Linked DNA regions of Homo sapiens: all the other regions are linked to region 2. The links are chromatin loops, found by intact Hi-C in ENCODE. Cell type or tissue: PC-3. All regions are shown on one strand. Region 1 overlaps ENTREP2 (endosomal transmembrane epsin interactor 2). Region 2 holds the start of ENTREP2 (endosomal transmembrane epsin interactor 2). Region 3 overlaps ENTREP2 (endosomal transmembrane epsin interactor 2).

The links. A loop is a pair of places that touch in the nucleus more often than their neighbours do. Peaks named below come from ENCODE experiments on the same cell type or tissue, not always from the same donor. Only the 100,000 strongest peaks of a DNase experiment are listed, where the experiment ranks them.
Region 1: it touches region 2 in a loop (2.9-fold over the local background); 2 of 110 quality-filtered maps call a loop at or near these places.
Region 3: a loop joins it to region 2, with 2.4 times the contacts of the local background. A loop is called at or near these places in 4 of 110 quality-filtered maps.

What each region holds. Positions count from the first base shown.
Region 1 is chr15:29,361,144-29,369,143 of GRCh38, reverse strand. All of the region lies in intron 2 of ENTREP2 (endosomal transmembrane epsin interactor 2), which reads left to right. Among named protein-coding and RNA genes, the nearest start is that of NSMCE3, 95 kb to the right of the region's middle. In PC-3, a CTCF peak has its summit at 4,262; a DNase peak (open chromatin) is centred at 4,533; H3K27me3 peaks cover 1,705 bases.
Region 2 is chr15:29,565,969-29,573,968 of GRCh38, reverse strand. ENTREP2 (endosomal transmembrane epsin interactor 2) reads left to right here and starts at 2,990. Exons shown (of 11, transcript NM_015307.2): 1 at 2,990-3,464. The coding sequence starts at 3,246. In PC-3, CTCF peaks have their summits at 4,737 and 4,936 (motif pointing right); a DNase peak (open chromatin) is centred at 4,968; H3K4me3 peaks cover 483 bases; H3K27me3 peaks cover 4,875 bases.
Region 3 is chr15:29,447,821-29,455,820 of GRCh38, reverse strand. The region is part of intron 1 of ENTREP2 (endosomal transmembrane epsin interactor 2); the gene reads left to right. Among named protein-coding and RNA genes, the nearest start is that of ENTREP2, 120 kb to the left of the region's middle. RefSeq lists a silencer at 6,369-6,569. In PC-3, a CTCF peak has its summit at 4,437 (motif pointing left); a DNase peak (open chromatin) is centred at 2,740; H3K4me3 peaks cover 603 bases.

The DNA of each region.
Region 1 (8,000 bases), 200 kb after region 2:
TTCTCTCCTCTCCTGTTGATATACTCCATTGCATGCACTTTGGTACACTTTATGATGGCTCACACACTTCTTAGGATCTGTTCATTTTTCTTCATTGTTTATTCTGCTGCTCAGGCTGGATAACCTCAATTAACCTATCTTTAGGTTAACTGATGACTCTTTCTTTGGTCTACTCAAATCTGCTCTTTAACCCCTATAGAGAGTTTTTTATTTGAGTTATCGTACTTTTCAATCTATAATTTCTATTTGGTTATTTTTTTTTTCAGACAGAGTCTTGTTCTGTCTCTCAGGCTAGAGTGCAGTGGTATGATCATAGCTCACTGCAGCTTTGAACTTTTGGGCCCAGGGGATTCTCCCTCCTGCCTCAGCCTCCTGAGTAGCTGAGATTACAGGTGAGTGCTACCACACCTGGCTAATTTTTGTGTATTTTTTTTGTTAATGATAGTATCTTGCTATGTTGCCCAGGCTGGTCTCAAACTCCTGGCCTCAAGCAGTCCTCCTGCCTCAGTCTCCCAAATTGCTGGGATTACAGGTATGAGCAACCATGCCCAGCCCTATTTGGTTCTTATAATTTCTATCTCTTCATTAATATTTTCTGTTTGGTGAGATATCATTGTCATCTTTTTCTTTAGTTCTTTAGACAGTTTGCTTTAGTTCTTTTAATACGTTTAAATAACTGATTTAAAGTCTTTGTCTTCTAAGTCCACCATGCCTTTCTCAGGGGTCATATATGTGTGTGTGTGTATGTGTGTATATATATGTGTGTGTATGAGATGTATATGTGAGCTAGATATATATATATATATTTTTTTTTTTGAGATGGAGTCTTAATCTGCTGCCCAGGCTGGAGTGCAGTGCCATGATCTCAGCTCACTGCAGCCTTGCCTCCTGGCAGAGTTCAAACAGTTCTCGTGCCTCAGCCTCCTGAGTAGCTGGAATTACAGGCATGTGCCACCATGCCCAGCTAATTTTTGTATTTTTGGTAGAGACGGAGTTTCACCATGTCAGCCAGACAGGTCTCAAACTCCTGACCTCAAGAGTGATCTCCCCACTTCAGCCTCCCAAAGTGCTGGGATTATAGGCATGAGCCACTGTGCCAGGCCAGGGATCACTTACATTGATTGCTTTTTTTTTTTTTTTTGCCTGAATATGGGCCATGCTTTCTTGTATCTTCATATTTCTCTTTTTTTTTTTTTGTTGAAAACTGGGCATTTTCACTAATATAATGTGGTGCCTCTAGAAAGCAAATTCTTCTTGTCCACTATAGTTTATTGTTGATGACTTTTCTGAATGAATTCTGTAAAGCCTATTCTTTGTCATGTGTGGCTACTGAATTGTCTACCAAGTTAGTTTAGGAGTTACCTAGTTATTGGACAGAGATTTCTTTAAATGCCTGGAGCCAGTACATCTCCCAGTCTTTGACAAGGGGGTCTGTGTGACTCTTGGGGCACACCTTCCACATTCTGCAAGGCAGTTGTCATCTGAGAGCTTAGAGCCTTCTCAGGGCTTTCCTGGGCATATGCACAGCGCTATGCATGCATGTGGCACTCTGTATTCCCAGAGATATATTGGGGCGTTTCAAAAGTGCTATGGGCATCTTATTCCCCAGGATTTTTTTTAAGTGTTTAGATTAATATATTGTTTGCCCCAACTATTATCTACTGATTAGGCAGCTGCAAAGTGAAAACACTTGCCTACAAATGTATTTGACAGTCACCCCCAGGGAAAAGACTGTTCACACTGGGTGAGCTCAGGGTCAGGTCAAATATAACTAGGTTTGTAAGTATGGTCTTCTAGGGAATCACCAGAATGGTCACATCATGAGAATTATTTGGGAATGGGACTTTGGAAAAGATCCAGCTTTGTTCCCTTCCCTCAAGTGGCTTCCAGGCTGCACCAGGCATGTGAGCTTTTATTTTTCAAGGGTACTGTAGAGATGAGGAATGGAGGATGGGACTAGGGCAAGCCAAAATGCCCCAAATCCTACTGTTCTTACCGAGATTCAGCTCTTCATCTTGAAGAAATGCTTCCAAGGTTGCTGCAGGCCTTTGGTTAATTTCCAGAGTTATGAGCAACTTGATTCTAACCATTTCATTCAGTTATTTTTTCCTCTTATGGAGGAGTGAATTTTTAGGTCTTTGCCACTTTTTCTGATGTCATCTCTCTCCAAATATCTTTAAAGGTCTTTAGCTAGCAAGATATTTAAAAAATAAATACATTGTATCCATCACTTGGCAATCTCCTTGCTGTCCTAAAATAGGAATCACTTGTTGTTCAAGGGTCTTATTTGAGAGGGGTGGAATACAGTTCTTAATCATCTTGGAGTGTTTTTCTACAGTAGCTTTTGCTGAATAGTTTTCTACTTTCCAGCCAGAGTATTTCTGGGGTTAAAAAGATTCTCCTTGTTGATACATGTAATGTGGGTGAATCTCAGAAGCAAATGGCTAAATAGAAGAAGCCAGACACAAAAGACTGCATACTGTATGATTCCATTTTTCTGAAATTCTAGTGATGGAGGAGAGATGAGTGGTCACCTGGCGCTGGGGTGTGGGAAGAGAATGGCTACAGGGAAGCACAAGGGAAACTCTGGGGACATGGAATGTTCTGTAGTTTAATTGCGGTGGTGCTTCCATGGCCATATGAGTTTATCAGGCTGTACTTTGTCAGGAACCGTGCATTTTAAATGGTTGGGTTTTCTTTTATGTAAATTATACTTCAATAAAGCTGATAAAAAAATCCTAGTTTAAATAATACATTAAATTTAATGAAGGTCGGATGCAGTGGCTCACGCCTGTAATCCCAGCAGTTTGGGAGGCCGAGGCGGGTGGATCACCTGAGACCAGGAGTTTGAGACCAGCCTGGCCAATATGGTGAAACCCTGTCTCTACTAAAAATACAAAAAATTAGCCAGGCCTGGTGGCATGAACCTGTAGTCCCAGCTACTCAGGAGGCTGAGGCAGGAGAATCGCTTGAACCTGGGAGGCGGAGGTTGCAGTGAATCAAGATCATGCTACTGCACTCCAGACTAGGTGACAGAGCAAGACTTCATCTCGAAAATAATAATAATAGTAATGACATAGAACAGTATTTATTAGCCAAAACAAAATAGGTTTTATCCCAGTAGGTGATAACGGAAGTCATCTAACAGTCCATGTCAATGGCTGTTAGATTTGGGTCTACATCAGAGCACAGGACACGTGTTTCAGCGTGAATGCTGGGTTCTGCTGCACCTTGATTCGGGGGGTTGCTGGGTGGTGCTGGGGCCCTGGCTTCTGAGTCTTTAACAAACAGAACCAACAAAGGTGTCGTCTTCTGGTGTGAGGGTACGGAAGATACCAAGTAAAGCGTGTTTAGGTTGCAGAAATGTCAGAAGCACCTTTATTAGATTCAGTTTTGTTTTTTTTTTCTGCAGACTTTTAAAGGACAAAGACAAATCAGAGCAGCCTTCAGAAATACTAAAAGCGGCTCTGTATTTTTTTTTATAATTTTTGGAAACTATATTCCCAGAGCAGTGGGGTAAAAAAAGCGCAACCTTGTTCTTTACTAGGTGAATGGATATGTAACTGTGGTACATTAGACAATAGAATATTAGTCAGTGCTAAAAAGAAATGAGCTTGTAATCCCAGCACTTTGGGAGCCGAGGCAGGTGGATCACTTGAGGTCAGGAGTTTGAGACTAGCCTGGCCAATGTGGTGAAATCCCATCTCTACTAAAAATACAAAAATTAGCTGGGCATGGTGGCGGGCACCTGTAATCCCAGCTATTTGGGAGGCTGAGATGGAAGGATCTCTTGAAATCAGGAGGTGGAGGTTGCAGTGAGCCGATTTCACACAACTGCACTCCAGCCTGGGCAACAGAGCAAGACTCTGTCCCAAAAAGAAAAAAAAAAAAAAGAAATGAGCTATTTAGCCATGAAAAGACATGGAAGAAACTTTGCATAATACAGTGTGAAAGAAGTCAATCTGAAAAGGCTATAGACTGTATAGTTCCAACCATATGACATTCTGGAAAAGGCAAAACTGTGGAGGCAGTAATAAGATAAGTGGTTGTCACAGGTTGGGAAAGAGGGATGAAGAGGTGGAACACAGAGGATTTTCAGGGCAGTGAAACTATTCTGTATAATATAATGGTGGATACAGGTCATTATGCATTTCTCCAAACCCATAGAATGTACAACACCAAGAGTGGACCCTAATGTAAACCATGGACTCTGAGTGATAATGGTGTGGCAATGTAGGTTCACCAGTTGTTAACAAATGCACCACTCTGCTGGCGGCTGGTGGTAGTGGCGGAGGCTGTGCCTCTGGGGAGGGAGGGAGTGTATGGGACTCTCTGTACCTTTTGCTAACTTTTGCTGTGAACCTAAAACTGTTCTAAAAATAAAGTCAACTAAAAAAATTTTAAATTAAAAAAAATTTTTAAAGGCATCACCCCCAAACCAGGATACATTCAGTTTATTTGAAATGACTAACAATAGGGAAAGGCATGATCTATCTCTGTCTCCCACACCAGTTATGACTCACAGCTTGCACTGTTATCCAAAACGGGAGTAAGTGTTCTGCCTTTCAGCTGGGTGAAGGAAGGCACTTAGACTGAAGCGTTTTACCGCAAGAGAGCTGAATGGAAGGACGTCACAGCAGAGAAATCCGACCATTTCTGTGTACCTTCCACAATAACAAGCGTGGTGGGAAACTGCTATATGCTGGGCCCTGTTCAGATAGATGCCTGCTGCACTTACTTCTTATGACACCCCAGTGAGACAACTCTGTTATCATCCTAGCCAAAAGAGAAGCTGAGGCACAGGGCAGGTGTGTGGCAGGCAAGTGGTGGGCAGGTTTCCAGCCCAGGCCAACTGGCTCTTAATCAGTGCCTTACCTGAGACCTTAAAATATAACCAAAAAAACCTCTTTCCATGCCTTAGTAAGGCATAATCCATTCCCCTCTGCAGCTCATCTTAAGACTTACTGCAGTACAACGTAAGACGTAGTAAAATACGTTTAGGTGCAATTAATTCTTTCATGGATTCCTTTTAATTAGAAGCTACAAAATAGAGGAAAGTTTTTTTCCTTCCATATTTCTTCTCTCAAAAAAAAGAGGGTTCCCAGGGTTTTGCATTTATCCTGCGGATGTTTGGGTGGTTCTTAGGTTATGGAGAGCAATTCTGGCCCTAATAAACCCAGGTGTGTGGCACCAAAAGCCCTGGTAGCTCTCCTGTTATCCTGGACACTAGTCAGAATATTTCTAGTCCTGTGGAGTTTGATTCATTGATGCTGTCCCCGGAGTGGTGGTAATAGGTGTCCGATAATTAGCCCTATTAGAGAAACCAGCCCTTACTTTATGCATAAGTATAAATGCTCGATTCTTGTCATAGCCCCAATTTTATTGGAAACTTATAGACAACTGTTGAAGAAAAATAGCTTTGATTGTCTTTCCATTCTAGTTGGATTCTCTTATTTTTGTTTTTCTCCACTGCAGTATTTAATGTAACATGCAGATATCAAGGAATTGGAAGTGTGTGATGAATGAACTTCAGCCTGGATTAGTGGTTTTTTTATTTCTCTCTCTTCATTGCTATGCTGATCATTTTTCAATGTAAGAAAGCTTAAAATCTTACGCTGCATATATTAACTTCTTTTCAAAAGTGTCTTTGAATTTTTGCACTTACAGAAATGTTTCCTGCTGTGCCCATCAGAAATTCAGTCCCAGTCACACTACAAAGTCATCTGTTTGCCATATTCTGTGGAAAAAAATTTATGAATCATCTTAACCTTTAATATGAGTTATAGAAAGCCTGCAAGGCTTTCTTTCGAAGCCATGAATTGAGCTCAAATATCACTTTATATGCTATTAAAAATATAGGTGAGTTAAAGGTTAATATTTTTAATGTAAATGTATTTGGAGTCATTATTTATTCGGAAAATTCATTATAAATCCACTTTGGGGATTTCTTACAGTCAAGGTCGTGACCTTTTTTTTTAAGAGAATGTATTTTGCTTGGTCACATTAAAGATGAAGCTTTCATTTATTAAGTGCAGAAGAAAAGAAGGAAGTAGGGTGAAAACATATTTGTACAGATCCTTAAAACAATGCAGAATTTTGCTGTGCTCATAAAGCAGCTTAAGTATCCCAACCTCCCACCTCGTTTATGAAAATGGACTAATACGCTTCTTTTAAATTTACTAACAGTATTAAATATCAGCAGGGAAAGATAGTCTAACCAGAAAAACGAGACTGAAACAGACTAAAGTATAACATAAGGAAACCACTCAAGACCAAGTGAAATTAAAAATAGTTGTTGATAAAATACTAATTTTTATTGAAACATGACAATTATTTTTATTTGCTTAAGTCACTTCACTTGGAAGTATAAACTCTTTTAATCCATCAGGCACATTTTTTATTGAAAATATATAAAAACTTAACTTTTTGCAAGTGACAGCGAGCTAGAATAGAAAGATGAAAAACAAGGGGCCGGACGCGGTGGCTCATGCCTGTAATCCTAGCACTTTGGGAGGCCGAGGCGGGCGTATTGCCTGAGCTCAGGAGTTCAAGACTAGCCTGGGTAACATGGTAAAACCCTTTCTCTACTAAAATACAAAAAATTAGCTGGGTGTGGCGGCGTGTGCCTCTAGTCCCAGCTACTCTGGAGGCTGAGGCAGGAGAATCTCTTGAACCCGGGAGGCGGAAGTTGCAGTGAGCCGAGATCGCGCCACTGCATTCTAGCCTGGGTGACAGAGCAAGACTCTGTCTCAAAAAAAAAAAAAAAAAAAAAAAAAGATTAAAAACAAGGTAGACAAAGATACCCAATAAGGTAATTATGTGCTCAAAAATCATAATTAAATGCATCATCTTGAATTCACCTGGAAACAATTGTAATCAACTTTTCCCTGATTGCTGCTTCTGACTGGCTGAGAAGCTTCTGAGAAAGAGTGAGTTATTCTCATAGCCCTGTCTGGGTAATGTTACTCTCTTCCTGTGAAGGTAGAGACTGAGTGGGTGGTAAGGTCTGTGGAACAGCACTGAGTGGGGGCCGTCTCTGGGAGCTCAGAAGCCCTGGGATGTGCCTCTGGATGGAGTCCCAGAGTCTGTGTGTTTCTTTATGGCTGGAGTGATTTTCCTGTGATCCGTGTCTGTTGGTTAATGTGCTGTGAAGTGAGTTGCATGTAGCTGGACCCCAAGACCATGATACATTTCTTGATTACAATAAACCACTTAGTATCCCCAGGTGTGGGCATCAGCAAAGCTTAAGGATGTTTCCAGAAGAGGGGAAGAATTTGTCCAGCTGCTGCTAATGGAGGCTTTGTTACATGTTTCCTGGGGTGCTTCCCCATTGGACCTGTAAGTGTCTAACCCTGGGCTGATTCTGTAACCTGCCTGGTCAGCAGTTCCTTGTTCTATCTGTCCTGGATACATAAAGGACACCATCAGCACACCGTGAGCACAGAGTGGTCGTCAGAATTGCCATGAGATGAGGCTCAGAGCCTGTTGTGCCGCAGTAATGAAATGCATTGCACAGGGCCCTGAGCCGTGCAATGACTTGGAAACTAAGAAGGTTAAGATATGGTATTTAGGTTTAGGTTCTAGGTGAGGTTATGATATGAGTTGGGGAAATAAAAATATCAATAAAATGTTAAAGATACATAAAGTTGTATAAGATAATGGGAGGAAATTGCTGCAAGTTAGAAATCGAGAAATGAATTTTGTATATAATTTTTATTTAGAAAGATAAGAGGAAACTGGTGCCTACCTGGTGCTTTTTATACATTGGCCCAAGACAAGTATTCACAGCTGCATTTGAAGAGCATGTCCTTTTCAAAGGGATTATGTACTTGGGTAGCATAATACAAGGGTAATTGCTAAAGCTTGGATGGAGGAGTCTAGGTGTGTCTGATTTCAGAGGGCATGCTCTTTTCATTGTGTCATGCTGCTTCCACTAAGGTTGAAGTAGGAGAAGACTGATTCAGACTGAATCTTACAGTGAGAATGGGATTCAGCCCAAA
Region 2 (8,000 bases):
TAACTACTTTTATCTCCCTATTTATATCTCCAAATTGCAAGTGTTCATCAAGGTAACTTTGGCTGTTGCATTTAATACAACAGGATTAAAAAATTCTGTAAAACATAGTATGAAATAAAAATTTTTGGAGGCCATTGATTTGGACAGAGCTCCCACCAACAGACCAAATTAAAATGGAGTCAGTCATGCTAAAGTCCTAATCCACCAAGCTGAAACTCGGTTGTTTAGCTGACTTTATGAGAAATCAGGAGAAGGAGAGGAAGAGGGGTGGGGGAAAGACAGACACAGAGAGAAAGAGAGAGAGAGAGAGGGAGAGAGAGAGGGGGGGAGAGAGAGAGAAGAGAGAGAGAGAAAGAAGAGAGAGAATAGACAAATATCCAGAAAGGCCAGTTTGAGCAGACATGATAAGGAAGTTCCGTTTTAACCATTATGGGGAAAGTAACTTTGAAACAACTAATCTGCTTTTTGTTCCTCATTTCTACTTTCTTCAATCTTTTTCTGTCTATACATACTCACTGCCCACATGGCAGAGTGGAGTTCTCTGAACCTCTTATGATTCTGAGGGCTGCCTTATTCATGAATTGTTCATTGTTTAAGTAAACTCTGTTAAATTTATTTGTCTAAAGTTTTCATTTTATCAACAAAACTGCTTTTTCATTGATAGAAATGTGAAGTAAGTTTAATTTCTAGATCAGTCTCTCCCTTTGGATGCAAACGAAATTTTACAGCGAAAGTAGATCCCTCTCCTAACCCACCTTCACCAAAATCTCCTGCTGTATTGCTTGGAGCTCTCTTTCCGTACCTTTCTTAAATAAATAAATAAAACAAATCAATTCACATATATTTTGGAAGCATCTCTCATTCATAAATGGGAGATCACTGGAGGTCACCAACTGGCTCCCCCTTCTGTTTAATTCATCACTGACACCTCCGAAACATCTCCCAAACACACCCAATTCTCGACATCTCCACTAACCCCACTTTAATCCAAAACACTATCACCTCTTGCCAGCTGACAGTAACAGCCTCTGAACACTCTTTCACTTGGGCACCCCTCAACCCATTTTTGGTATTGTGGTCAGAAAACTCTTTTCAAATCTCCTTATCATCTGATTCCTTTTTTTTGGTGGGGGTGGGGTTGGGGGGGCACTGTGTAGTCTCCATAACACTGAACCCAGTGTGCCGCCAGTCTTCCCACTAGACCGAAAGTTCTCTGAGTACAGGGGGCTTGCAACTCATTCTTCGATCTTCAGTGCCTGGCACATAGTGGGTGTATACTATTTTTTGAATAGTATACAATGTCAATAAACTGTAATTCACTAATTTGTTAGGCTATTGTGTGTTTCTCTCTGAATCCCTTAAAGGCAGGGATTTTTGTCTGTTTTGTTCACTGATGTACCCTAAGAACGTAAAAAAAAAAAAAGCCTTATGATTAGAGAGCTCTTTATGAACTTTTGTTGGAGGAATGAATGAACGGATGAATGAATGAATGAATGAATGGGGGAGATGATCAAATGCGAACATAACTTCCTGCCAGTCCAGGGTCATGCCTTGTATTGTTTCAAGCTCTTAAAAAGTGCTGCACTGCGAACTTCTAGGCAGAAAATGTCTCCAGGAAATTGGAATTTGTACTGGAGTGCTTTAAACAATGCCGGCCAGAGGCTTAGTCCTGTTAAAGATAAGAACTGGGGGAGAAGGCAGCGTTTGGCCACGGGCCAGCATTTTGAGATCAGTCACTCTATCTGTGGAATTCCCTACCCCCTGTTCATCCCTTGGCCATCTCGTTAAATTGGAAAATAAATCCCATCCCTGCTAAAGTGTTGGCTGATAAAGGCTTGAGCTATAGCCCCTTCAAGGGGAATTTGCATTTTAATAGAGGATCGTCAAGCCCCAAAGGAATCAATATCTCTAACGGTGAAATTTCAAGCACCAGCAACCGAGATATTTTGGGACTACACTCTCTAGCGTTTCTCATCCAACAGTAAGGTCTGCTAGAAAGACACGGAAGAATGGTCTCAGGAAATGACCGGCCGTTTCCCTTTATTACTCTGAACTTTGCCTTTTCACGTCTGGTCCCTTCAGACTCCCTAACGCTGGTGATCTCTTAATCTGTCAATGCAGCCCTTTTCAACACAAGCAGAGTCTTAAAGTTGGCTCATCAACAGGGCCACAAAGGAATTATGGCAATCAAAACTTGCAGGATTTCCCGGTATTCCAAGGGAGCCAGTACTTAGATATTTTAAACTCTATGTTGGCAAGAGGGAGTGGAGATGGTTTAATCGGTTATTAATGATATTGCGCATTTAAATTCGTTTTGTGCAATTTTTTTTTAAAGCCCAAACTTTTAACTTGTATCAAAAGCATGCAAACCAAAGGTGGGTAAGGGACATCGTGTGTGTCCTGGCAATGTTCTCGGAATGTCCTCCAGAGCTGAGTTCTCTCAGCGGATGGCTTGGGAGATTCTCGAACTGCAGAAAAGCAGCATCTTGGATCTTGGATTTTTGCATTCAAGAGGCTCCTGTTCGCCACACCTGCGGCCCAGCGCTCGGAATTTCCCTCCTGTCTGCTCCCAGCCCGTCTCCCCGTCCTCAGCGCCCCGCGCGCCCATCCCGAGCCGTCCCCAGGCTCTGAAGGCTCGGCTGGCCCGCTGCCGCTATCGGGCCCCTCCGCGCAGCCGACCCAGGGCTCCGCCGCGGAGGCTGATGCCGTTGCCCTTGATGCGCTGCCGCCCCCGCTCTCCTTCCGCAGACCTGCAGCCGCCAGGGCGCGAGGCGTGAGCGCGGAGGCTGGGACGCCAGGACCGCACCTGCGCCTTCCCCGCCCCTCTCCCGGCTCCCGGGTCCCGGCTCCCGCTCCCGCCCCAGCTGGGGCCCAGCGCACGGCGGCGGGGCTCGCGCCCGGGGACGGCAGCGGCTCGCGCCCGGTACGGCAGCAGCGGCGGCGGCTCGCGCCCGCGCTCGGGCCGGGGAGCGCGCGGGGCGGGCGGGGGAGGGCGCAGCGCGGCGCGGCCGGCGGGCGGGCGGCGCGGCGGCGGCGGCATGGGCGCGGGCACCGGCGGGGGCTGCGGGCGCCCGGCTCCCCGCCCGGCCCGGCCCGCTCCCGGCGCGCGGCCGCCGCAGCCCTGGCAGCCGGCTGGGAGGCCGTCCCTGCACCCGGCGCAACTTGCCTCGGACCCTCTGTGAGGAGAGGCGGCGGCGCGCGCCGGGCCGGGCGGGAGCGGGCGAGGCGTGCGGGCGCCCGGCGCGATGCCTCCGGCCGGCGGCCCCCGAGCGCCGCGTCCCGCCGCGCTGCCCCGCAGCCTGTCCCGCCTGCGCGAGTGCCCGGGCCGCTCCCGCATCGTGCTGGCGCTCGGGGCCACGCAGATGGCGCTCGGATGCCTCATCGTGGCAGTCAGCTTCGCCGCGCTGGCGCTCACCACCTCGGCCCGCGTCCGCCACTCCTGCCCCTTCTGGGCAGGCTTCTCGGTGAGTGTCCGCGACCAGGCGGGGACGGGCTCCGGGGACTGCGCGGGCCGGGGGGGCTAGGCGCTGCGGCCGCCGGGACGCCACCGCGGGCGGCAAGTTCCGGCGGCCAACGCCGGGGCCGAGTAGCTGCAGCGCGGGGCGCAGTTCGAAACTCCGAGCAGAATAACTCCAGGGCCCGGCTCGCCGCTCTCGGAGCATCGCGTTCCCGCTCCTATTGCGCTGATTCCCGGAGTTACTTTTCTTGGAGGAAACAGCAGCCAGGCGCCCGCCGTCCTCCGAGCCCGCAGCGGCCGGAGGGAGCGCCGGGGACCGCGCGCGCCGGGGACACGACCTCGCCATCCGAGCGGCCGCGGCCGAGGCGAGGAGGTGGGAGCCGAACCCGGAGCGGAGCAGCATGTGGGCGCGCCTCTCACCCTCGCGGCGGCCCTGACCGGGGGCGGTGGGGGTGGGGGGTGGGGTGGGGGGGCGGGGGAGGGGCGCCTCCCGTCGGGTTTTGGGTCAGCCCGGATATCGGGGATCGGCCGGGCGGCCCCTGTGGTCGCTCGCTGACTTGGCTTCGGGGACTTCTGGTTTCCCGCGTCCGCCCAGAACGGCGTGGTTTGTGGGCGACGGGACTGGGCAGGCGACCCGCATCCGGCGTCCTGGGGCAGGGGGCAGGCAAGGGGGGGCGGCGTGCTTTCTGAGCTCCAGACCTTAAGGATGACCGATTTTCAGACTCTTAACCACCAAATCAGAGAAGCCAGTGGTGAACAAATCTCCATAGAAGAAAGACGTCTCGATTAAAGTGACTGTCCCCAAGAGTTAATTTTTGGCGTTTTGTAGCATTTTGATGAAAGTCGGTTTTTTTCCTATATTAACAAAGAATGGACGTTATGGGAATGGGAGAGATATATATGCAGAGCAGATATTTATGAAGAGAGGCACTTGTTCTGAGAACTCTTGACATCTGTAACTGCATTTGGTGGATCGTGCTGAAATACATCGCATAGGCTTGTAAACTCAGTATGTTTTACTTCCATCTACAGAAATCCAAACCAATCCTTTAAAACTAATGTTTGCTATTTGTTCTTGAGTTTTAAAATTTGAAAAATTCGTCCAGCTTTGCTTATTTGTTTATTTCATAATGGTCTTTGTTTTTTAAGTTCATTGCATGGCTTTTACCATAAGATCTGAGCAAAATTGCCTCTGGAACACCTCGATCGATACAGGTGTGGTTGTTCATCCTAATGGGAGTATTAATTTTCGAAGCGTATTTTAGATCAAGGGTGAGCCTTGGAGAGCTGAATAGGAACAACAGACTGTGTGGTCATAGCTGGGAGTATTCAAAGAAAAGAGAGGAGGTTGGAGGCAAGCACACGGGAGCCATGATTTAAATGCCCCTCTCTATATAGTTTTCACACATCTATTGCTCAGTTTTTACCATTATTTAATATGCATTGTTTTCATGTCTGTCTAGCGGGCACTGAGGTTTAAGTCTGCTGGAACCAGCCTACAGGTGGCAGACTGGTGAATTAGCTCCACTTCCTGGCTCCTCCCTGAGCCCGCCCTTCCTGGTTTAGCCTTGGGTTCCCAAGGGTGTGGAGAGAGAACTGCCTTTTAATAATAAACCTAAAGGGGAAAACATTAATTGGACACAGTAGAAAAGCTTATTTATGTGAAAAATGCACATCATCCCCTACATTTTAGTTTAAAGAGTTAAATAAATGTGTAAAACAGTTAATTCAGTTTGCTTTTGCAGTGTTATTCTCTTCAACAGCTCTAACCTATTCTTTTTTTTTTTTTTTTTTTTTTTTTGCCTTAAGAGGCAGGATCTCGCTCTTTTGCCCAGGCTGGAGTGCAGTGACACTATCATAGCTCACGGCAGCCTGGAACTGCTGGGCTGAAGCGATCCTCCTGCCTCTGCCTTGCAAGTAGCTAGGACTACAGGTGTGTACCACCATGCCTGGCTAATACTAAAAACATTTTTTTTTTAAGAGATGGGGTCTCGTTATGTTGCCCAGGCTGGATTCAAACTCAAACTCCTTATCTCAAGGGATGCTCCTGCCTCAGCCTCCCAAAGCACTGAGATTACAAGCTTGAGCCACTGTGCCCGACCTATAACCTGTTAGTTCTAGCTTCCTATGATTCTGAGCAATTCCACACAGTTCTCCTATGTATGGACATTACTCTAGGGTCTGGGGATCAACAATGAACACAGCACACTCTGCTTACATTTTGGAGATTATAAGATGACTTCTGTCCTGAGTCCTCCATCTCCCACCCTCCTGTCTGTTTTTTCATGGGCTTATTTTCTGTCTTCAAACTTACTTTGCTGCAAGCACCTTGAAAGTTCTTTCAGTACGGTACAGTGTATACCATTTTTCATCTGTTGTCTACAACACTTTGCAGAAATGATGATTGGTTCCTGCTGTGTTGAGACAGGTTTGCATGTTAACATGGTTGTGAGTGGGGAACACTGACCCATTGCCATATATATGCCTGCCCTCTGAGATTGGTGCAACTGCCTTGCCAAGGTTGTTCGTCATTTAAGAATGGCAGCTGGGATGGCTGGGCTGGCTTCATAAAGAAATCCATACTGTGGGGCTTAGGGCTGCCCTCTGGTTTCTCTAAATCTTCTAAAATGAGACCTATGTGCTCTTTAGCAACATATGGCTTTCTAGGCCCTCTCTGTGGTTTGCACATGGTGAAAACCCATTGTAGAAACAACTCTCCTGGATTTAAGAAACAAAATTATTAGCTAAGACAGACAGCCCATGCTTAGTGAGCACTTACTTATTGTGTGTGTAATAGCCTGTTACTCTGGTGGCCTCTGCCTGCTGGTGCTCAGGGTTTTGTGTGGTTCCCTCTCCCTGAGTTTGGACTGGGCCTCTGATTTGCCTTAGCCATTGGAACACAGCAGAACTGAGCCTGACTCTGTTCCAAGCCAAAGCCTCAAGAAATCTTGGTGCTTCTGCTGAGTAAACTAAGGGGAAGAGGGATGAGTGACTTACCCAAGGTCACTCAGCTATGAAGTAGCTTTGAACTTAGTTGCTCTGACTTTTTAGAGGCCAAACTCCTGCTAACGATTAGGCAGAAGGGGATGAAATAAAGCATGCTGGTAAAGGGGTCCACTTTAGCAAGGAGGCTCTCTCTTTCTTAGGAAAAGCATAAAACATGCCTGGAAAGGTGAAGATACAAGAGAAATTTAAGGAGCCATTCCACTGGACCAAGTTGAAGAAGTTTAAGGTTGAAAGGGGAGGACTCGGCAAGGTTGGAGACAGGGGTGGGTGTCAGGCCTGGCCGGAGGTCTGTGATGAATACAGAGCTGTGCAGTTTCCATTGTTTGAGGACCCCCTGCAGGTGGTTTTCCTGTGCCGGGCTGTGCCAGCCAGTGAGTCAGCAGGTGGATCAGTTCCCTTGTGGATAGATGTCCTGCCCATTTTGAGAGGTAATGAGCTGTGTTCATAGTTTAGAAGACTAAGAGAGCTGGATGGAGGTCTTGAATAGTTATCCTTTAATAGAGTAGTTTGTTATTTTTCTTGGAGATTTTATTAATGCCCAGAACTCAGGGACAAACAGCTACATTGTGAGTTATCCACATTACCAGTTACATATGTTGGTAAAGACGTAGCCATTGGAAGCTGACTCTGTGTGTGTGTGTGTGTGTGTGTGTGTGTGTATTTTTCCTTTAAAAAGCAACTCCACTGGATTTTTTTCATACTCTGAAATTAATATATAAAAAGTAAAAATAACTGAAGATAAAAAAGTGACTGGGCATGGTTGGCTCATGCCTGTAATCCCAACACTTTGGGAGACTGAGGCGGGCGGACCACTGGAAGTCAGGAGTTGGAGACCAGCCTGGCCCACATGGCGAAACCCTGTCTCTACTAAAAATACAAAAAATAGTCAGGTGTGATGGTGGGCACCTGTAATCCCAGGTACTTGGGAGGCTGAGGCAGGAGAATTGCTTGAGCCCAGGAGGCGGAGGTTGCAGTGAGCCAAGATCACTCCACTGCACTCCAGCCTGGGGGACAAGAGTGAAACTCCATCTCAAAAAAAATAGGTTGGGTGCGGTGGGTCACGCCTGTAATCCCATCACTTTGGGAGGCCGAGGCAGGTGGATCACGAGGTCAGGAGATCGAGACCATCCTGGCCAACATGGTGGAATCCTGTCTCTACTAAAAAAAACAATACAAAAAACTAGCTGGGCGTGGTGGCAGGTGCCTGTAGTTCCAGCTGCTCTGGAGGCTGAGGCAGGAGAATGGCGTGAACCCAGGAGGCGGAGCTTGCAGTGAGTGAGATCGCGCCACTGCACTCCAGCCTGGGCGATGGAGTAAGACTCTGTCTCAGAAAACAAACAAACAAACAAACAAAAAATATATATACACACACATACACACAAACAATGTATAGCTTTCGCCTACCCCAATTCTCTACCCATAGACCACCAACATTACCAGTGTTGTTTAATGCAATCCTTCCATGCTTCCCTTTACAATCATAAAATGTATTAGAATTTGTATATATATGTATGGAAAATGTTTCTTTTCTTTCTTT
Region 3 (8,000 bases), 120 kb after region 2:
CTGCTGCTGATCTGACAGGAGGCAAAGCTCAGGTGGTAACACAAGCAGTGGGGAGCAGCTGTAAATACAGATGAAGCTTCGCTCACTTGCCCACTGCTCACCTCCTGCAGTGCGGCCTGATTCCTAACAGGCCATGGACTGATACTGGTCGGTGGCCTGGGGGTTGGGAGCCCCTGCTCTGGATTCTAATATGTGAAAACAAGGTGTTGCAGTTTTATGGAGAAGGGAGAACTGGCTGTGTGGCAAAACATTGTTAGGTCCTCACCTAATATCATACACAAAAATAAGTTTCCTATGGATTAAAAAGTAAAAGCATAAATATACTGTTAAGAAATATGTATGATCATGTAACTGATCCCAAGACAATAATAGTAGTAATAATGGCAGCTGTATTAGGTATCAAATGCTGTGTAACAAACTATTCCAGAACATAGTGGCTTCTACCAGCAACTACTTACTCAGTGGGTGATTTGGGTTGGAAATTCAGGCTGGGCTTGGCTGGGTGGCTCTCTTTGCTGAGCTCATTCATGGTCGTGCATTGATGGCCTCACATGGTTAGTATGGCTTGCCTGTAAGCTGGGGCGGGCAGGGGTGATGGGCTGCATTGTCAGGATGGCTGCCTGTAAACTGGGGTGAGCAGGGGTGATGGGCTTTGTAGTCTCATCCCCCAGCAGGCTGGGCTTCTTCACATGGAGACAGCAGAGTTTCAGGAGTTGTAAGAGGCAGGCTCCTGTGTGTAGGTGACTTCACGTTTGCCACAGCTCCATTGGTCAGAGCAAATCACACAGTCAAGCTGAGCTACCCCAGGTGGAGACGGATTTCCTCTTTCCATGGGAGGACTGTCAACGTGTTAGGCCTTTTTTGTGTGATCTGCCACAGCCACTGTTCTAAGTGCTTTACGTGTATAATGCATTAGTAATCTCCTGCTGCATAGCAAATCACCCTTAAATGTAGCAGTTTACAGCAACGAATGTGTATTACTTCCCAGTTTTGTGGGCCAGGAATCTTGGCACAGCTTTGCAGGTTGCCTCTGGCTGAGGATCTCACTAAGTGTTGGCTGGAGCTGCGTCATCTCCAGGGACCACTGGGGAGTATCTACCTCCAAGCTCACTCCGTGGCTGTTCGCAGGCCCTGGCCCCTGCTGGCTGGACCTGCAGGGATCACATGTGAATGCCATTATAGGAGGTGGGGGGCATTGGGGCCATCTCTGAGGCTGTGTGCCACATACTAACTATATGGATTAAATGCATTCTCATTATCCTGCACGTTCAATCAAGGAAATTGAGGCAAAGAGAGGGTCACTGAGATAGTGAGTGGGGGAGCTGAGTCTGGATCCCAGGCTGAAGGGCCATGACACTCTACTTGCAATGGAAGTCATAATAAGGGGAAAGATTGATACAATTGACCACACATCCATTAGCATCCTGTGTGTGTCAAACAGCATCAACAGAATTGGTAAATCAGGACATACGCTGTCCACCTGCCAATCCATCCCTATTATACTAAAAGCAGTCATAAATCAATAAGAAAACATTAACATCAAATGGAAAAAATCTGCAGTGGACTCTAGTTGGCAAGTCACTGAAGAAAAATAAAAGGCAAATAGAAAAGTACCAAACCTCACAAGTAATCAGAGAAATGCAAATTTAAAAAATTCTTTTTTGTTTTTGGGTCCACCAAACTGGTGCAGTCTCATAATTATTCTCAGTATGGGTGAGTGCTGGAGGATGAATACTCTCATACTCCAGTGGAGGAAATGTCAAGTGATGGAACCTTCTGGAAAAGAAGTGTTTGTGACCTTTGACTCAATCATCCTCTTTCTAAGGGTTTATATTAAAATCGGAGATGTCAGTATCATTTGTATGTAAAGAGACTCACTGAAGCTTTACTTATCATAGTTGAAAATTGGATGCAGCTTGAATATCTTAATAATAGCAGGGTGGTTATACTATGTCATTCCCAGATTCTGTGGCCATTAAAACCGTGCTTTCAAAGAATATTCAGTGGCCTGGAGAAGGTCTCATGTTATTTTAAATGAACACAGCAAGATTCCTGCTATACAGTAGGATTCCAATTTTGTACAATGTGCATGTACAAAAAAAAAGTCTGATTGGAAACACATCAAAATATTAGCAGCAGTGGTTATTTCCTGGTGGTGATATACGTTATTTCTTTTCTTCTTTTCTGTGTGTTCTCCACTTCCTTCCTTGAGGATGTATTATTGAGATAATTGGACAAGAAATCAACAGGAAGTGTGCAGCCCAGCCCAGGGCACTCTGGCCGGTGGGGGTGTCTATGCTCTGTATTTGCTGGGGCAAAGCTAGCAGGTCCTCCCCAGGCCTTCTGTGCAGACCTCTGCGAAGAATCCTGCTCAGCAGTAGATATTTATTGTATTTTAATATCAGGGCCAAAAGCTACAGTTCACTTTTCAGTTAAGTAAATGTGTGCTTTTCATCCCTGGGTTAGTACACTGCTTGTGAGGCACAGTCCTCCTCCCCTCCGCCACTTCCAGGACAGGGCTGTGAAATTGTCCTGCCGTGCCTTGCAGCACCGTGATCACTGCACCACAGTAACAGTCCTACCGGCCTCTGAGGCTTAAGTGCAGATTCTTAAGAAGTTATTACATTCTCTCCCCCTGCACCGGGGTGTTCAGTGAAGGCCGGTGACTGTGGTGTGGCATTGGCAGGCCACTAAACAGCCGGGAAATTTCTGATCTCCTTTTTTATTGTGATAGAAGACTATTTGTGGTCAGTTGCCTCGAGGTGATTTTAGAAAGGGCAGGAAGCAGGGAGGCATTTCCTTTCATGTTTGCTCGTTACTTGGCTCTGCCTCCTCCGGTTTAATTTCCTCTCGGCCTCTCTCAGCTTTTCCACTCATTTCTGCCTGCTTGTCCTGCATCCCCTGCCGCTCAGCCGGCCTGACCAGGTCTCCTGAGGCCTTCTTTCTCTTCCTCCTGCCCCTCCACTGGGATATGGCTGCTCTTTACTCCCCCCAACCCCCCACCCTCTGCTTTTGGGTTTTGCTTTAAGTGTTATGTTGAGACACCAGTTAAATATATTCCTTCAGATATGAGAAATGCATTCTGTATTTTAAAGATGAGAGAGCTCCCAGTAGCAGAAAAGACGTGGATTTGGGCAGCATGCTTGCAGAAGCATCTCTGGAGCCTGGAGCGCAGACTCACACCTACCCTGTGACGCTAAAGGATTCCCGTCTGTTCTTCTTAAGAATCTGCACTTAGGACTCAGAGGCAGGTAGGACTGTGACTGTGGTGTGGTATAATTGTCTCTGATAGGCCAGATACTACCAAGAAAACAGAAGCAGATGAAACAGCCAAGCAGCCCGTGTTCTGCTTATTCGCCACATCACATTAGTTGAGCCCCATTCCATACCATGTGGCATGAGGCCTCCTTCCTGGTGTTTCAGAGGCTTCTGGGAGCTGACGAGGGTGAAGGGCTATGGCTTCCCTTCTCTGGTTACTGCTTGCCCCAAATCCCTGCTCTCTCAGGATTCCCAATATCCACTTCCCCTCTTGCCTGCTCTGGGATGGGGAATGGGAGATGGGGGTGGGTGAGGGGCTGTCAGCACCAGGTGCCAGTGCTGCTGAGAAAGCAGATGGTTGTGGGTAACACTAGAGGCCACTCATCATTTGTGCCTTAGTGTCAATAAAGTGTGTGTTAAACATTTCTGGGTTTGGCTTAGGGAATTAATTGAGAGTTGTCTATATAGAAAAGTGTGTAAAATGTGGCTTAGAAAACATGCATTTTAAATGAGTAAAAGTTAACAATATAAAAAGGCATTTGATGGTCTAGAACATTTTTTTCAGGAAAAAGGTTTTAAAACCCTTTAGTGAATACACATTTACTTAACTGAAAAGCGAACTGTAGCTTTTGGCCCTGATATTAAAATACAATAAATATCTACTGCTGAGCAGGATTCTTCGCAGAGGTCTGCACAGAAGGCCTGGGGAGGACCCTCTGGCTTTGCCCCGAGCGTTGCCTCCAAGCTAGGCTTGCCAGTGAGCAGGACTTGCAGGGGGGTGGGGCCCCTAAGGTCACTGGGATGAGCAGGACAGTGGCTGTGATAGGAGTGGTGGCCCCTCGAGGGAGCCCTGCAAGGTTCCGGTGGGGAGGGGGCTTCGCTGCCTGCAGTCTTAATTCCTCACTGATAGTGAAGACCCTCCCGTGGTGGGCAGAGGGGAGCTGCTGGGCTGTTCTTGAACCATCCTTTCATGCATTTCAGTCACGCCCCGAGTCATCCACAGCTGCCCTGACCTCTGCCTGCTCTCTGTGTCCCTGTATGGACTTGCCTGACTTGTGACTGGCCCCTCTCAGCCCCTCGCGCCCCCGACATGAGCTCTCTGTGACAGTGGTCTGGGAGTGCCTTTTCTCTGTGGGGTCGGTGTGCTGTGTCTGCAGATGCTCAGCTGAGCCACCTGCTGGCCTGGTCCTGCAGACTCCTGTGGGAGAGGCGAGAAGGGGTGGGGAAGGATGTGGAGAAGTCCAGGGTACCTAACAGGCGAGAGGCGAGGGCCGAGGGCCGAGGGCCGGCCAGAGAGCTGCCACCCCCCATCATCAGCGAAGGACCAGGGAGACCGGGGCACTCTTTCTAGACCCCATAGGGATTGGGGTGGGGCCACCAGAGGCTCAGTGGGAACAACTGCAGGGAGTGGACAGTTACTCTTACTTATTTGGAGCTGTTAACACTTCTTTTTTTTTAACCTTTATTTTAGGTTCAGTGCAGGTTTGTTATACAGGTAAATTCGTGACTTGGGGGTTTGGTGTACAGATTATTTCCTCACCTGAGTACTAAGCATAGTACCCAACAGTTTTTTTTTTTCCTGAATCTCTCTCTCCTCCCACCCTCTTCTCTCAAGTAGGCCCCAGAGTCTGTTGTTCCCCTCTTTCTGTCCATGTGTACTCATTGTTTAGCTCCCGCTTTTAAGTGAGAACATGCAGTATTTGGTTTTCTGTTCCTGCATTAATTTGCTAAGGATAATGGCCATCTATGTTCCTTTGCAGGAACATCATTCTTTTTAATGGCCGCATCATATTCCATGATGTATATGTACCACATTTTCTTTACCCAGTCTACCATTGATGGGCATTTAGGTTGATTCAGTGTCTTTGCTATTGTGAATAGTGTTGCAGAGAGCATATGCATGCATGTGTCTTTATGATAGAATGATTTATATTCCTTTGGGTTTATCCTCAGTACTAGGATTGCTGGGCTGAATGGTAATTCTGTTTTTAGCTCTTTGAGGAATTGCCACACTGCTTTCCACAATGATTGAACTAATTTACACCCCCACCTGCAAAGCAAGCAGTGGGGAAAGGGCTCCCTATTCAATAAATGGTGCCGGGATAGCTGGCTAACCATAGGCAGAAGACTGAAACTGGGCCCGTTCCCTTCACCATATACAAAAATCAACTGAAGATGGATTAAGGACTAAAATGTAAAAACCCAAAACTATAAAAACCCTGGAAGATAACCCAGGAAATACCATTTTGGACATGGAAACTGGCAAAGATTTCATGACAACACCACCAAAAGCAAAAATTGACAAATGGTACATAATTAAGGAGCTTCTGCACAGAAAAGAAACTATCAATAGAGAAAACAGGCAGCCTACAGGATGGGAGAAAATATTTGCAAACTATGCATCTGACAAAGGTCCAATATTCAGAATCTACAAGGAACTTAAACAAATGTACAAGCAAAAAACTAAGAAACTCATTAAAAAGTGGGCAAAGGACATGAACAGACACTTTTCCAAAGACATACGTGCAGTCAACAAGCCTATGAAAAAATGCTCAATATCACTTATCATTAGAGAAATGCAAATCAAAAGCACAATGAAATACCATATCACACCAGTCAGAATGGCTTCTATTAAAAAGTCAAAAAACAACAGGTACCGGTGAGTTTGTAGAGGAAAGGGACTGCTTAAACACTTCTTAATACAAGTAAATATTAGGATTTCCCAATTTCACCATAATGTGAATGTGTATTTAAAAGATAGAGAATTATAGTACTCTACAAAATGTTTGTCTAATTAAAACCATGAAGTGGACCTTTGAGGATGAGAAAAATAAAGTCTTGAGTCTTAAGCTGCCACATTGTTCTGTTAACAAGTTTGGTGTAATTTTGTTGTAACAAACTTCTATTTTCTTCTTTAATATTAAAGTTTTTGTCTTGTTCATCTTACTCTGCTTATTCTTCTGTGCTTCAGAGTGGTTCTTTAGTGTGACTAACATGTTGGTTATTTATTCTGCTGAGGTTTTTGTCCTATAAAGGACATAAAGGGTGATCATTCACATTCATCACATTCCGAAAGCAGAGAAGGGTAGGTATTTGTGCCTGCACTTCACCTGCCAAGCTCCTTCTTCTTCCTGTCCCTGTCTTTCTATCCAGTCAGTGATCAAGCCTTCATCTTCCACCTCCCTGGGCCTCCCCAAGCTGACCCCTGTCAGCACCATGGCCAGCACCTCAGCTCAAACACATCGTTTCATGGAGGTTGTCCTGTCCCTGGTTGCTTCTTTCTCTGAGCTTCTCCTAGTTTGGATGTCACACCTGCCTTCAGATGTCTCTTTATGCTGCCTTGCCTCCTTTGAGCTTGGCAGCTTCACAGAGACCCCTCTGTTCTCATTAGGTCAGTTTCCCTGATTAAGGGAAAAGCTGAGTCTGGCAATTAAGCTTTAAATGTCCACTACTCTTTCTTTCTCATTCAGACCATTCTTCAGTGATCGCAACATTCTCTCTTAACTCTTTTGAGCCATTTCATGTAGATGCAGTAACAGTGTTTGTTTCTAAGGAAGGAGGTGCTCCATCCCAGGCTGGAGACCTTCAGGCCAGGGGTTGGGAAGAGACCCCTGGTTGGAGCTGCAGGTGAAATGTGTTCTTGGAATCAGGCTCCTAGACCCAGGGGCTCCAAGACCCAGATTTCATTTGTATCTTTTATACTTTCAGATTGATTTTTCAAAACTAATTTAAAATAATACAAGATATTTAGAAAACAGGATGGAAAAAGCTGGATTAAATTTGATTCACCTGGTTGAGCAATCTAATTTCCATCTCTACCGATGTGATGTGATATTTATCATATGGAAGAGTTTTCAAAAGCTCTTGCATGTGAACTGTATTATTATTGATTTGAAAAATTTAGCCTCTGCATTATTGGTTCGTCTCGATTTGTTCTTGAAACAAACCTTGTGGTCAGTTGATGGTTTCTCTGCCTCACAGTAAGTATGACACTTAGTTTCATAGGTTAGTGTCAACATTCAGTACTAGGACACTGTAGAAAACAGTCGCTTAAGTGCATTTAGGGTACAGTACAGTGAGGGCTTTATGACCTGGGCATGGTTTTAAGCAACAGGCAGTCAGAGCTGTCCTGGGTACTCATCCTGACGTTCTGGAAGTAGGTGAATTCCAGTTATGAAGATACTTGTATCAGGACTGAATGTTTGGGAGATATCTGCCAGGGAGATTCTTGAAGGTCAGTGGTGTGTCTTCGTTTTAAATCCACAGAATCCCATCATAGGTGAAGCACTGGAGCCCATTGAGGCTCCCTCCCCGAGGTGCTGTTGTAGGAGGGCTTGTGTCAACGGAGAATGGTGACCCACCTATAGGCCACTGTTTTTCAAGATGCTCACCTGGTAGCATTAATTAGAAAGGAGAAAGATCTTGTTGGGCTTATTAAGTTCAAAAAAATTTAAATAATTGGAAATTGCTTAAGCCCTTTTTTTTTTGAGACAGAGAGTCTCGCTCCATCACCCAGGCTAGAGTGCAGTGCTAGAGTGCACTCAATCCCGCTCACTGCAGCCTCCACGTCCCGGGTTCAAGTGATTCTCCTGCCTTAGCCTCCCAAGTAGGTGGGATTACAGGCACTTGCCACCACGCCCAGCTAATTTTTTTTGTATTTTTAGCAGAGACGGAGTTTCACCATGTTGGCCAGGCTGGTCTTGAACTCCTGACCTCAGGTAATCCACCTGCCTTGGCCTCCC